2 separate regions of the Mus musculus genome follow, and region 1 is linked to region 2. Evidence: chromatin loops called from intact Hi-C (ENCODE). Cell type or tissue: heart. All regions are shown on one strand. Each heading gives the region's core, and the rest is flanking DNA. Links, peaks and the distances in the headings are about the cores only.

Region 1 (7,443 bases), core at 1,514-5,513, 100 kb after region 2:
AAGCTCCTCTAAAAGTTTCACCAGGGGGAGGTCTCAGGTTCCTCCTGCTTTGCCAACTGTCAGGGTGACTGCAAGGGTCTGATGCCTACCAACTGCACGCAGCTACACACACACACACACACACACACACACACACACACAACCCCCCACCCCCCATCTCTTTCTACTTCTCACCTTTCTAACCATCTCACAATTCAGGGACACAAAGCTCAACCTCCCATGAAATGGGAAGTTTGGGGACCATCAGATCTGGGAAGTCAAACAAAAAACCCGGAAGGACGGAGGAGCTCTTGAACCACCTCAAAGAACTAAGGAAAAGGACGTCCCTGTTTTGTCAACAGCAAAGGAAAGTTAAGCAAAATATTTGTCAACGGTTTCTTCAAAGGGGCGGAGGCGCAGGCAGCTGAGTAATGGTTCCCTGGCAGCAAAAGCCCTCCCCACTCAGAAGGCGCCAGCAGCCCCACGTCACCCGCACTTGCCACTATGCTGAAAGGAGAGCTTCCAGTGGGTCAAAAATAGCCTGCATCCTTTACAAATTTGTTTTAGACCAAAATAAAAATGATGGGAAGAACACCCCAGAAATACCTGGTACAAGAGAGCAGAATGCATTGCTGGTTTGTCCCAGTCCCTAGTACCCTCTGGATTGTAACTCTCTGGGCTTCAAAGGGCTGGAGAAACAGGTCCCAGCCAGAGCCTGCAGCAGCAGCTGCCCGCCCCCTCCCACTGTTGGCTTTTTGCTCACTCCGGGTGCTGTTGACTTATGAAGTGCTGTACAATTATGGGCAACAAGGATAATATTTGCCCTCAGAGTCATGAGAGAACAAATATTTTATCAACATCTAAATCATCTCTCATCTGGCAGGAGAGGAGGAGCGCCCGGGCTCAGTGGTACATGCTTAAGCCGACAGAGAGCCGCCTAGGGAATCTACCTGTATCAACTTGACCTAACAGAATCTGGGACTATGCCCATTGCAACCAGCCCTCCCTGAAGATCCACAGTGCCTGTATCCTTCCAGGCACTGCCCACCATCACGTCTTATCCCACAATCACCACCAAGGAAGGTCCTGTCCTGAGGCTGTGTTCATTTCCAGAAATAGGAACTAGACTCCAGGCTTGGGAAGGTGGGAGACTTCTGTAGATATTTTGGGGGGCAATGAGGGCTTGCCCTGTTGTTGTGTTTGTTTCCATTCACCGATCCTCTGTCACTAGTCCAGAAATGACAGTAGGTGGAAACACTATCTTTCATTACACAAAGTATAAATAGTGTAATCTATCAGCGCCGTCAATCACAATGATTGATTACACGCTGTCATAGAGAAGAGTGACATATTAGAAAAGTTTTGTTAACAATGCCTATTGCTAGTCAGCCTGCCACCGAGGCTGGTGATTAATGTGTTGTCAGCCTGTAATCCCACACCCTTGGCTAATGAGGCAGGAATTTATCATCTTTACAGAGTGGCAGATGTCAGGGAGAAAGGAATCCAAGTGCTGGAAACAATATACTTTTTCTTACTAGGCCTGACAAGTCTGACAGGCCGAGAAAAACCACAAAGCAGCTTTGTATAAGCACCAACCTAAAAGAGGAACTTTTCATTTGGCATCTTAGCTTTAAATACTGCTGTAAACCAGCCTCCGTGGCTTTGGGATGGGGTAGGGTGGGGGGGCACGATTAAAAGAGCTCACAATGAGAAGCTCTGTGAACTTTGTACCTCATCCTCACAGCCCCAGACCTGGGAAAAGGTTACCATGGCAAGCAGACAGCTTTCTTCTTTGAGAGAAGCTGGCAAGAACTCTTCACTTTTACCTGTGACCTTGGGGCTGAGGAAGCAGGGGGTAGGGGGGTGGGGGAGCTGGAGCTGAGGGGTAACCTGCTCCCCCATCACCACCTTGTGCTGGCTTTTACCTGGAGACAAGGAGTTGTGTTCGGAAACACTGCTCCGGTTGTTTTGTTTGGTTTTGTTTTGTTTTTTGTTTGGTGGGGGGCGGGAGGCGGTGTTGGGAGGGAGGCAGGAAGCAGGGAGAGATGGGAAGGCATCTTCTTATTGGCCAAGAAAGGCAGCATGGTGGACAGGGAAGATTCCTGACTATGCCTCTCCTCAGATTTCCTCACTTAACTTTAAGGCAGTTTCAGATTGGATTTTCACTCGCTTCCCTACCATCTTTCTTCCATCCCAACATTGGTTTCTCTTTTTCATCGGAGACTAGCAGGCCTCCAAGCCCAAGAACATGTAAGCAGAGACAAGAATGAGAAGAGGCTCCCTGAGACCCTTTTAAGAACCGCTTATTCGCTTTGTGACCTCTCCCTTAATTCTAGTAACTTAAAAGACCCTCTGGGGCACATGCTCAATTGTCTAAGACAGTCCAAGATGCCTATGCGTATTTCAACTTGACCTGACTGTCCACTCTGTCCCAAAGACTGTGTATATCCTACCTACCGTGGAGACGTTCACACTTCCCAGACAACATCAGAGACACTGTTGACTAGAAAATTCAAATGCTACCACCACCACCACCACCACCACCACCACCACCACCACCACCACCACCACCACCACCACCACCATCATGCCCCCCTCTTTCCTGAAGCCTTCTGCCCCTGGTTAAGTTGCAGGAAGAAGTCAAAGGGGAGTGGCCTAAGTCCTCCAGTTTGGAAACTTTGTTCTTCGGGAGCCTAGCCAAAATGTCATGTGTTGCTTATTCTCACGTCAGTTTCCAAGGAAGGGGGCAGATCTTCAGTGGCAACATTCTGACAGATGTAACCCTTTTTCAAACACATACCTCCACTAATGTACACAAATTCGAAGTGTAAAGAATAGGGGTGGGGCTAGGGGGGCAGCAAGGAGAAATGCTCTGCCTTCTGTCAACGGCACCCTAACACCCTCAGGCTAGAACACACAGCAAAGCCCTGGGTAATTTAATCTCCAAAGGCAGCACTCTGGTATTGAAATTGCACTAGGATCTCCAGAGCTGGGCCACACCCAGTACAGTGAGAGATGGCTTTAGCAGGCCAGGAAACCGTAGGCCCAGAAGGAAATAAAGGGTCACACCCAGGCCTTGTGGGTCTTCCCCACCCCTAAGGTGTTGATGGCTGCCAACCTGGGAGAAGTACTTCCCGAGGAACAGCCTGGGGTCAGAGGCTGGACAGTGGGAGGCTCTTTGTGCCTGCCCTCCTTCTCAGGCTCTTTGTGGGGATCAGTGCAAGAGGCAAGCTGAACCGTGATGTTAATCAGGCAGTACTGAGTGAAGGGTGATGAAGGCCGGCGCCAGCTCCACTCTGCCTGTCCAGGCTGTTCTGGCCAGAGATCTCCCTTGGTGATAAGCAAGAGAGCTGTGCAGCTACCCTTAGGCCCCTACCCTATAGTCCCTGATGTGCACACAGTGAGGACACATGGACCCTCCACCCCAGGTCTCATGGCAGAAGCTAGGGCTCCCCTAAACTCCTTATTCACCTCAGCAAGGAGGCAGAACCTCCATCTGGCTTTCCTGCCACCAGCTTCTTCCCCCTCCCACTCCCCTACCCCCGCCTGCACTCCTTCTCGTAGCTTCCATTAATTCTTTCAGCTGGCAATTTCCACCCATCTGACGACAGATTAGAAGTAGAATTCAAAAGGAAAGTCACTTGACCTCCCATAATGTGCTTCTCTTAATTACATTAAAGATTTTCAAATGTGGGCATACTGGCTTTGACAGGTGAAGTTTTAATCAACTTCAGGTGGCTACATTTAACTGCTCCCTGGACTGGAGCCGCAACATTGGCTGCACCCAGGCTATCCAACGTGGTTCTAATTTAAATGACTAATTTTGACACGAGGAAAAGATGAGCCCCCATGGGAACCCCTACCCACATCGGTGGGGGAGATTTTCTAAATTAGAATTAATGCAGCAAGCTGAGGCATGGCTAGAGCTTCTTCTTCTTCTTCTTCTTCTTCTTCTTCTTCTTCTTCTTCTTCTTCTTCTTCTTCTTCTTCTTCTTCTTCTTCTTCTTCTTCTTCTTCTTCTTCTTCTTCTTCTTCTTCTTCTTCATGGTGGGGGTGGCCCAAATAAATAGCATTGATCCTTTGTATATGTCTGCACATAATTACACTAAAGGCTTTCTTGTGTGTTAAATTATACAAACTCTTCAAAAGTGGGTACCTAATGTCTTTTTCTAAAGCTGTGTTATTATTTTGGTCAGAAGTTATTTAAATGAAACAAATGTGATTTACTAAACCCTGACATGTTTGTACAACCGCACAGAATGTGCACGGAGAGCCTCGTGCTTGATGCTCACCCGCACTTTCTTGGTTCTGACGTGGTGGCCTGGAGCTTGATGTTTAGGTGTGCTCGCTTACAGGACAGCTCAGGTTTTACAGCCAAGTCATAGATTACATTGTTCTCTCCCCAAATGCTTTAGTCATTCAGGAGATCACTATTGAGTCTCAGTGTGGTCTAAGCATGACGGTGGGCAGGCAATGGAGGTATAAGATGGGGTGAGGGGGCGGGGCTATGCAGTCCCTGGCTTAAGTTACTTAAAAGATTAGATAAGGAAACACAAGAGCAAAATGACACAGGAAGCACACTTTCCATTACAAAGGCAATGGGATGAAGGAAAAATAAGCATGCTGCTTTGAGTATCCATAGCAGAGCCGAGATCTGATCTTGGAGCAGGAGAAAGACAGGTGAGCTGGGTTCTAAGAGAAAGTATCTCAAGAGTTTCAGGCAGAGAAATAGCAGGGGCAGAGGTCCCTGGGGGTTAGGGAGTAGCATCCAGGGGCTGCAGAGGTGAGGGATTCGTGCCAGGGATAAAAATAGATAAAAATGGATGGCTTGTAGCTAGAGTAGGTGGCAGGAGCACTGCAGGTGCCAGAGGGTGGCACATAATATATTTATACTAAAAGCAAGACTAAGCCTATGCAAGAGTTGAAGCAGAAGGATGCCTTGTTTTGTTTTTTGTTTGTTTGTTTGTTTGTTTTTTTAATTTGGCAAGGAACTATTGAAAGAGGCAGAGGAGGCCATGACAGAGGCAAAGATGATGGAAGTGGGTCTCTTCAGAGGCTTCGTAATGATCCAGGACTTAACCAAAGTCACTCCATAAAGTGGTCTTAACGCTTAGGGTGATGATAAAGAATAGACTGTGTGGCTTGGGGAAAAGGAGAGTGAAGAAAATGGGGTGATGTTGGGATGAACTGACCAGCCCAAATTTTCAACTTACACAGATGAATGAGGTGGCAGAGCTGGCCCCCAAGAGCCCAGGATATATGAAGGCAGACCAGCTGTGAGCATGAAGAATGTCAGGAGTTTGGGAACATGGAGACTTGTCAAGAAGTCTAGGCTGGTCCTTGCGGAGACCAGCTCAGAGGAGGACTCCCTCCTTGACATTTACACGGTTCCCACCAAAACCCTGGACATGAAGGAGACCTCCAACAGGGACAGCACAGTCTGAGGGAAACAGGCACTTGACTCATCATTGAGAGACTTCCACATTCACTGGCATGGGCTGGTTCATGGTTGGGAGGGTACATGTGTCCCAAGAGTCAAGGAAAGAGAGTGGCTCAAGAAGGGTGTGGCCAGGCCTGACATCCCAGCTACCAGGGAGGCTGAGAAAAGGAAGCCCTAAGCCCATTGCTTGCATGGGCTGCAGAGTGAGTTCAAGGACAACATAAGCAACTTAGTGAGTCTCTCTCTGTCTCTAAAAAGAAATCCCCCCCAAAACAAAAATAAACAAACAACAACAAAGAATGTAAAGAGGACTGGGCTGCACATAATTGGTTCAGTGTTTTCTAGAAAGCATGGAGCTTGATATTCAATACCCAGTGATACTGCCTCCATCCCCCAGAAGAAGAGAAGGCTTCCAATGATGCTAAATAGCTAAGAGGGGCACTGAAAGGCATCTTTGGTATAGTAATAGGGACATCCCTGGGAATAATGCTAGCTCAGGAAATAAAGGGGGAGAGGCAGCAAATCCACAGGAAGGCAGACTGGAGTAAGCTACCAATTGAACAGAAGGAAAGAAGAGGGGCATTATGGGAATAGACAGAGCTTTTAAAAAGTCCCACACTAAAGGGGATAGAAGAGGCTGGAGGGAACTCAGTTTAAAGATCAGGCCAAGGGTGATAAGGAAACCTGAATTGTGAGGGAGAGGCGAACTCTGCAGTCTAAAGCAGAAAACTGATGTCATTGATCAGATGGGTGGAGGACCTCATTGTGGACAGGAGGCAGGTTTGACTGATAGAACTGTGTGTTTTACAAAACAGAAGATTTCTCCTGGGGCTGCACCGAACATTTATTTATCAGCAGACCAAAAGATGCCAACAAGAATGGGGGCCTGTTCTACAGAGTGAGTTCCGGGACAGCCAAGGCTACACAGAGGGCATCAAATGATTATCTCCACTTGCATGTGAGGAGGGGAGAAACAGACAGGTCACAGCTATCCATAGGAGAGAGATAGCTGAGAGGATGACCATAGCACTGCCATGTTCCTGGAGCTTATGACTGTTCATCGAGGGAAGGCTATGGCCACTCCTGGGAATAAGAACAAGAACAGGGCAATGTTCTGATGGCCACATTTTTCCATCCTTTCTGTCCTTTCAGTACTAGGCTCCCACTGCTCAAGAAGAAGATGAAATGTATTAAACTATGTCTGGCCTTGTAGGCAATAAAGAGAAAATATATGACTATTATTAGTGTGTGACTCATAGGCATTTGAAGAGATTAAACATATTTTACAAAGAAACGTCACACAGCTGGGCTCAGAGGTAAGGAGCCAGTCAGGGTGGACTTCTAGGAGGAGGCAGGTTAAGTAAGACTTGGACAAGTGCCCAGGAAAGGAGAAGCTATGGAGTCCTACTTCACACCTACACCACTCATATATTTTTCTTGCCAATAATATTTCACTGAAGAAAGATAAGAAAATTCAAGGAAAACATGAAGAAAATACTATTCACCTGCAAGGGCACTGTGGTGGTTTGCATGAAAATGTCCCCTATGAGTTCATACATTTGATTACTTTGTCTACAGTTGATAGAACTCTTTAGGACGGATTAGGTGGTGTGGCCTTCTTGGAAGAAATGTCACTAGGCTTGGAGATTTCCAACGTCCATATTTATTCTCAACAAGCTCTCTCTTCCTCCTACTTGTAGAAAAGAATGTCGGCTCTCAGCTATTGCCCCAGTGCCACGCGATGCGTGCTGTCTTGTTCCCTAGCACAATCGTCATAGACTAATCCTCTGAAACTGTAAGCTCCAAATGAAGCATTTTCTTTGGTAATTTGCCTTGGTCAGCCTGTGTCATCACAGTAATATTTGAAAACACACACATGCCCACACATACACACTTTTGTGCATACATCCAGATGGGACATGAGACTATATTTACTAGTCTGGGATTTTCTTGTGATTTTTCTGCTTTGAATATTAAGAGTAATTTATGTTACGTTCATACATAATTAGAAATAAAATTGCCAC
Region 2 (7,443 bases), core at 1,859-5,858:
AAACAACAAATTTTGTTGTTGTTGTTGTTATTGCTGTTGTTGTGGTGGTGGTTGTGGTTGTTGTTGCTGTTGTCACAATGGCTCTGGGATCTGAAAAGCCACCCTTAAACCCAATGAGCCAAGCCCCCACCCCATAGATTTCATGATTATAAGCCAAGCAGCTCCTCCAATGTTACTGAAACTGCTTTAATCCCAAATTCAAATCAGGGAAGTCCTAAGATTCTATTTTCTTCTCTTTAAAGATAGGGTAATCTGGCTTTTAGCACATCTTAGTGCTGAGATATCAAATTAGAAATCAGAAAATGTGTTTTGGTGTTCGTACTCTGAGAACTGCCATTTACATAAATCACTTGGGTCTGTTTTCTCGAGTTCAGTTTTCTTATCTGCAGACTTGAGGAGTTAAAACTATTCCCATGCTGAACGGGTAACCTGCAGAATGCATGCCCTTGTCAGGGATTTTGACATTCATCATCTTGTTTAAACTACGCAGCCACCAGACCCAACTGCAATCTGTGACCAGATTGCTTCTAAGCCTTTCTCAGCTCTGCTGTTTGTGGCCTGTCCCTCTGTGTTTCCCATCATATCCCAACTTTACACTCACTTATTACTCCAAAGTCATTCAGTCTCTAATCATAAGGATCATGGGTGCCTACACGACCAGAAAAGAACAGCATCACCTCTTCCATCAAGCCTTCTTGCTTCAGTTGCATATACCTTTTTCAGGGTCAGTAAAGTTGGCAGGGTTCTTCTTTGAAAAATTAATGGCAGCTTGGAGGATACAAGGCCATGAGTCAGCTGTGCTCGTTCCTATGTGGTCTCTGGGAAAGGCTGCAGGACCCAACAGCCTCAGATCCCATCCCTGGTCCACAAAGAGCTGTAGATTAGAAAGACTCTCCCTGCATCCCCAGTTTCAAGCTCTGCTTCCCACCAGAAGATATGCCCCCCAAAATAACTTCTAGTGGCCCTGTCATTTCAAAGGGAATTCTCAGGAGGTTAAAATGCAGGCTTGGGGGAAAAAAAAACCCGCTGTTAACTAAGAAAATAGAAAGTAGGTATACCAGAAAAGCTTTAATACTCCAGTGAGGTTCTGTCTCACACTCCCAGAAAACAGCCCCATGGGATATCAAGTCCCTTCTGGGCTTTCAAGTTCTGGTTCCTTTTTGTGGCTACTAGAGAACTCTATATCTCTTCCTGGTGAGCCTCAGTTGGGCCTGGAGTTGCCTTATTTGGTAGATAAGGACATTGGTATTAAAGCATCAGCGTATAGACTTTGGTCAAACTCCCAGGTCTTTCTGTGCCTCTGTTTCCTCATCTGTAGCATATGGATGCATGATCATGGTGATCATTTAGACAATGCTTATACCATCTTTATTACATGGTACACACTAACTGCACAGTGGGTGTGAACTGTTATTATCATATCTTTAAATATGATGTTGGTGAAATTACTAGCTTATGTGTTGTTTTTATGTTACCTTCATTTTCCTGAAGAGATGGAAAGTTTAAAAGATAAGATGTAACTATTTACTTCATTCTCTCATGCCTCCATTGCTGCTCCATATTAGCCCAGTGTTTTGTATATAACACACACCTACTAATAGCAATAAATCCACAGGTGAAGAAGTCCCTGGCCTTGAGGCAGAGATGGTCTCAATTCCTAGTCCTTCTTTATGGTAGTGACTCCAGTCAATCTGCCGAGTCTCTTCATGCCTTAGGGTGTATGAAATGGGGATAAAGTTCTTCTCCATAATAGGAATTTAAGGAGCTGTTTCTTGGTGGGGATGGGTTTCTCAGATGCTTTTCAAGCACCTATTTCATTCCCTCTTGCTAGTAATAAAACATTAGTGCCAGGAGTTGGTAAAATATGAAGTATACAAACACGAAAATCAAAGGGTGTGGGGTGGGAGCCTAATGTCCTAAAGACAACATTCAAAGTTCACTAAAGCTCATATAGGAAAGTCTTGGTGCCCAGGAAGCCACTACCAGAGAATGGTAGAATCTTTAGAATGTGAGGGGGGATGAGGAGGAAGACATTAGACGACTGTGACTGTGCCCTCAAGGGGAACACTTTGTATACTCTAGCTCTTAAGAAGCCATTTGTTTCAAGTACCTTCTCTACTCACTGTAGACTCAAAGTATTGGGGCCAACACACTATGAATTGGAATTTCTAAAACTGTTTGCCAAAGCAAACTTTTTCTCTTTAAAAGACTTACCTCGGGTATTTTATGCTTATGGCGGAATGCTAATGCATCATAACACAGTCATCACATGCCCAGGGGCTTCTCTACTTATTTTTATTAGACTGTGACTTCCCAGTGCCATTGAAGATGGCAAGTATGTCAAAGACACAGACAACTCCGAAGAACCGTGCCATGGAAACTTCAGGACCTTTAGGAAGTCTCTCACTTTCCTCTTGGTGACTACTGAATGTCCTAGGTGTACACAGGAGAAGGCATGACAGATCCCTGTTCTGCCACAGTTCTCCTACCTTCAGGAATCATGGCACACAGATGTGAGTCAAGCTCATGGAGATCATGTTGACTCCCCCAAAAGTGATGCAAAGTTAACGACGAAATGATCTACTCAACTACTCCATGTACAACACCTCTGAGAAAGTGAATGTCTGGCCTGGGATCACAAAGCCATGCGTGACAGAAATCAACTTTGTTTCTTGCCTGGTTTTCTTGTGAATGTTCTCTCTTCCTGATGCCTCAGAAGAAGAAAAGACATTTGAGTGAGTCCCATTCTGAGTTCTAATCCAGCCATTTCCACCTATGGGGGGCTGGATGTAAAGTGTTCAGACCCTTAAGGTCTAAATTCAATGAGTCCAACACATGCAGCAAATAGTCTTTGACTTCATCGTCTTCCTGCAGCCCAAGAGTATCATGTGTACTACTTTCCCACGTGCTGGCTCTTCGTTGTGGCTGAGAATGTACCCTGAGACCTCCTTGTGTGATGGAAACATGCCCCAGCTGGCCAGCCATGCTGTGGGTCCAATGCGGACTTCTGTTGCTTTGCCTTAGGACCACATTGGAAAATAAATAAATAAATATAACATCCACATGGCTCTCGCCCAAGTGCCTTAAAAACACCAGCTGTACCATGCCATCTCTTGTAATTTGACAGTCAGTAAGATCAGCCCCTGAAGAACAGAACATTCTTCAGGGGAGGGCTGCTGCTTTTGCAGACATTTCAGGAGGCGTAGTAGATGAAAGAGACTTCAAGCCGAAACGTCGTGTGGGGAAAGGGTGGGAGGTGACAATGGAAGAAAGAATCTAATGCGTGTTACACGTCGATCATGCACCAAGCACTGAGCTTTGTAAGTTCCCAAGACTTCTTCAGAAATCTGATCCTCATAATGCTGAGAGATGCATGCAATAACCAAAATTTTGCAGATGAGAAAGCATGCTTAGAAACATTAAGAGACTTGCCCAGAAACAGAGAAGGAATGTGTTGTCTAGCTGGTGTTTGTTGGTGGTGGTGTTTGTGTTTTTATTTTACATTGCTTTCCTCAGAGCAAAGGATTGAGCCCACGAACTTCTATCACTGAGCTTCAGTCCCAGACCTGTGACTGGAGTGTTTTTCCTCTTGGCCTATTGTGCCACGTTGCAGTAAACCAGACTAGGGAGATGGCTCAGTGGTTAAGAGCACAAGCTGCTGCTCCAGAGGACCAGTGTTTGATCCCATCACCCACTTGGTAACTCATAGATGTGTGTGACTCTGACTCTGGGGTGCCTCCACAGGCAACAAACATGCAAATGGTACACAGATACACATGTAGGCAATGTACACACATATCTATGTACACACACACACACACACACACACACACACACACACACACAGAAAGGCTATGTCAACCTATGCTCCTTTGTTATATCTGCAGACTTGTTTTCAGAATCAACTCATACTCCCAGGCTCCAGGGTAAGGATAGGCTCCTGTTAGAGGCCCTCCCCTCTGCCCATCACAGCTGGGATGGGAGCCAAGTGCTGTCTTATGCCACAACTCCTATTCTCATCACAATGTGATGTCACTTCCTGACTTTTCTTTATAGGCATTCTCAAGAAAGGCTTGAGCCAAGATAAACTTTCCAAGAGGCTCAGAGCCACATAGTTTAGAGAGACAGGGTCCCCAAATTTCTGAGTTATGAAGAAATTTCATAGCATGATTGAAATTTAGGACTTCCTTACTCGCAAGTATTTCTGTAATGGCATAATTGTTCCTAATCTTGCTACCATCTCCAAATATGAAAGGACACAATTATGCCTATCTCCCAGGCCTCCCTTTCAAGGACCAAAAGAGTTAGCAGGTGTCAACTTAACCTATAGCCACCCACTACTAAATGTAAGAGAAAAGGCCAATACATTTAAATAAGTTCTGGGCACAATGTAATAGTATTTGTTACCAAGCCCGATATCATTATGTGCAGAGAACTCTATTCTAATTTCTCTTCATAATGATCTCCTCACTGTCTGACTACTTGAACTCAGCAATAAATTAGTCATCTGCTTACCATCATAAGTAAATATCAACTCAATTAAGAACTGCTAAATAAACATTTTGTCCATTCTAGGGATGGGAGGACCCTGGTTGTCTACTGATGTGGACTTGGCTGAGAGGTTGTGAAAGGCATTGAACCATCTACCTCTAAGCAGTATGCACGATGCTGTTTAGAGATATTTTCCCTCTTCTCTATTCCAAGGCTCTCAGCAAAGGCCTAAGACTCACTTGTTTTCTCTGGATTGAAATACAGGAGAATTGCTGATTTGTCCCTCACTCAATTCCACAGAGCATACACACCTGTATGATGACAGGCTAAGGCTTTGCCTCATAAGACAGGGGACCCAAAGAGCCCCGGGTACAGTCATGCAGATGACTTTGTGTTGCAAAGGTCCCTAGTTGTTATAGGTTGGACTGTATCCCCTTAGAAGGCAGGATAATACTAACCTTCAGTGCCTGAAAGTTTGAGCTCATTTGGAAATAATCACAGCAGGTACAATGGTTCAAGATAAAATTATACTAGAGATTGGGCTCCTTAATCCAATGTGATGGGTGTGCTCATGTGTGTGTATGTGTATGTTTCTGTGTGTCCCATGTATGTCTATGTGTGAATGTGTTTTTCTACAGGTGTGAGTGCACATATGCACATATATGTCATTAAATGTAGAAGCTGAGGGACAACCTTAGAGAGATTCCATAGGTACTATCCACCTTGGTTTTGGAAACAACAGCCCTCAGTGGCCTGGAGTGGGTCTCCATGCTTAGTGTTGGCATTATTAGCACATAGCATTATATTTAGATTTTTTTAATGTGCATTCTGGGGATTGAACTCAGGTCTTCATGATTACAATGGCAAATGTTGGTATTCTGTCTGGGCTCCATCCCAACAGTTACCTGGCAACAGCCAGGTAGGCCTGGCTCACTATAAAAGGGATGCTTGCCCCCTCCTCCCTCCCTCTCTCTCTCTCTCTCTCTCTCTCTCTCTCTCTCTCTCTCTCTCTCTCCTCTCTACTGCTTCTCTCCTTTGTCTCTCTCCCCTTTGTTCCCCCTCTTTCCCCATTCCCATCCATCCCCTCTCTCTCCACATGTTCATGGCCAGCCTCTCTCTATTCTCTCTGCCTTTCTCTGCCTCTACTACCCTCTTAACTTCCCTCCCCATGCCCTAAATAAACTCTATTCTATAGTATACCATCCTGTGGCTGGTCCCTCCAGGGAAAGGGATGCCTTGACATGGGACCACTGAGACACCCCCTTCCCCCACACCTCACCACACCCCAAATAACATATTTTTATTTCTTTCTCTTTTATAACAGCAAGCACTTTACTGACTGAACTTGCTCCCCAGCTCTTGGCAATTGATCTTGTAAGATGATGTGAAAGCACAAATCAAAGAGTACCATGGGAGAAGATATCCAAGGAGAAGACAGGCAGGTAGTAAGAGATGCAGGGCATGTGGTAAGAGATGCAGACAATGGTGTAGTGCTTGAATTAGGCAACGCCTAGAAGCTAAGTAAGATTTATCTAAAACATGGCTCTCACCCTTCCTAATGCTATGACCCTTTCATATGATTTCTCAGGTTGTAGTGACCATCCAATCATTACATTATTTTTGATGCTTCTTTATAACTGTGATTTTGTTACTGTTATGAATCATAATGTAAATGTTTTTGGAAATAGAAGTTTGCCACAGGTTGATCTAGCCACTGATCTAGAGAATCTGGGAAGTAGCAGAGCCCTGCTGACACCATTTTGACTTCTAGAAATATAAAAGAATATGTTTTCATATGGCGGTACTTCATTATAGTAGTCCTAGAAAGCCAATGGCATAAATTACTATAATAAATCTATCACTGATCAAGCATAGTCTTACATCACACTCTACATAAGAATTTTATAAACATTACTACATTGAGCCATCCCAACTGTCTGCGATGTTAATTCTTTTGTTTTGTTTTTATAGATAAGGGAACACGTGTGTCTTAGGTCACGAAGCTTGTGAGTGGCAAGTGTCCTGGTCCTGGAAGTCTGCCTTTCCTTCCTTGTGATGCCACATGGAAAGCCAGAGTGCTGAGGTCATTCCCCAGGGCATTCCCTAACTGCTTGACCAGAACCTTAGTGCTCACCAGCCCTCCTGCACTTCAGTGGAATATGAGGGAAACCTGAGATATTCAATCTTCTACATGCATTTTGGCCATGTTGATGTCATAATCGCATTACCTATTCACGATCATTAGAAGATGCAATTTAAACCAAGATTTCTTCTGCTAAAAAAATGTTAGAACCATGGTTGTGTAGGCTTCTTTTTCATGGAGAAATCTCAGGTCATGCATGTAAGAATGCAACCTGGAATGAGCTGGCAGACAGAGATGACAAAAAGTGCTAAGCACAAGGTCAGGTCGGCCAGGAGTTTGGAACTGGAAAATAGGCTGACCGTATCTGAACTGCATCAGATAGCATAGTTCTTTGGAATGACGGCATCTATTGGATTGGTTTTCAGATATTGGTTTTGCATCAACAAAGAATCCCATGAATGAAGAAATCAGGAAGCTGTGATTTTACCCCATCCGTCCCTCACTCTGTATCTCCCTGCCTCCCTCCCTCTTTTGCTTTTCCTCTTCTTCCTCCTCCCTCCTCCTTCTTCCCTCTCTCCCCCACCTCCTCCTTTAATACAGGGTCTCATTGGATAGCCCAGACTAGACTGGAACACACTATATATCCAAAGGTGATCTTGAACACAGCAATCCTCATGTCTCAGCCTCCTGACTGCTATGAGTAAAGGTTCACATCACCAAAACTGACCCCCTACATATCTCTATAGCAAGATATTTAAGAAGATTATTCTGCTTTCTCATAATATTTTTATTTTTCTATTTATAAATCACTAATCTGAATAGGCTTCTGGGACTTTATAGACTACCAAAGGATCGAAGATTCCCTCTGT

The links. Peaks named below come from ENCODE experiments on the same cell type or tissue, not always from the same donor. Only the 100,000 strongest peaks of a DNase experiment are listed, where the experiment ranks them.
Region 1: a loop joins it to region 2, with 3.0 times the contacts of the local background. A loop is called at or near these places in 2 of 42 quality-filtered maps.

What each region holds. Positions count from the first base shown.
Region 1 is chr14:22,643,761-22,651,203 of GRCm38, reverse strand. All of the region lies in intron 5 of Lrmda (leucine rich melanocyte differentiation associated), which reads right to left. Among named protein-coding and RNA genes, the nearest start is that of 4930405A10Rik, 100 kb to the right of the region's middle. In heart, for the core only: no CTCF peak of the experiment used is centred there; a DNase peak (open chromatin) is centred at 3,053; H3K27ac peaks cover 2,031 bases.
Region 2 is chr14:22,747,142-22,754,584 of GRCm38, reverse strand. All of the region lies in intron 5 of Lrmda (leucine rich melanocyte differentiation associated), which reads right to left. The region is part of intron 1 of Gm30926 (a long non-coding RNA gene); the gene reads left to right. Among named protein-coding and RNA genes, the nearest start is that of Gm30926, 51 kb to the left of the region's middle. In heart, for the core only: no CTCF peak of the experiment used is centred there; DNase peaks (open chromatin) are centred at 3,094 and 3,984; H3K27ac peaks cover 336 bases.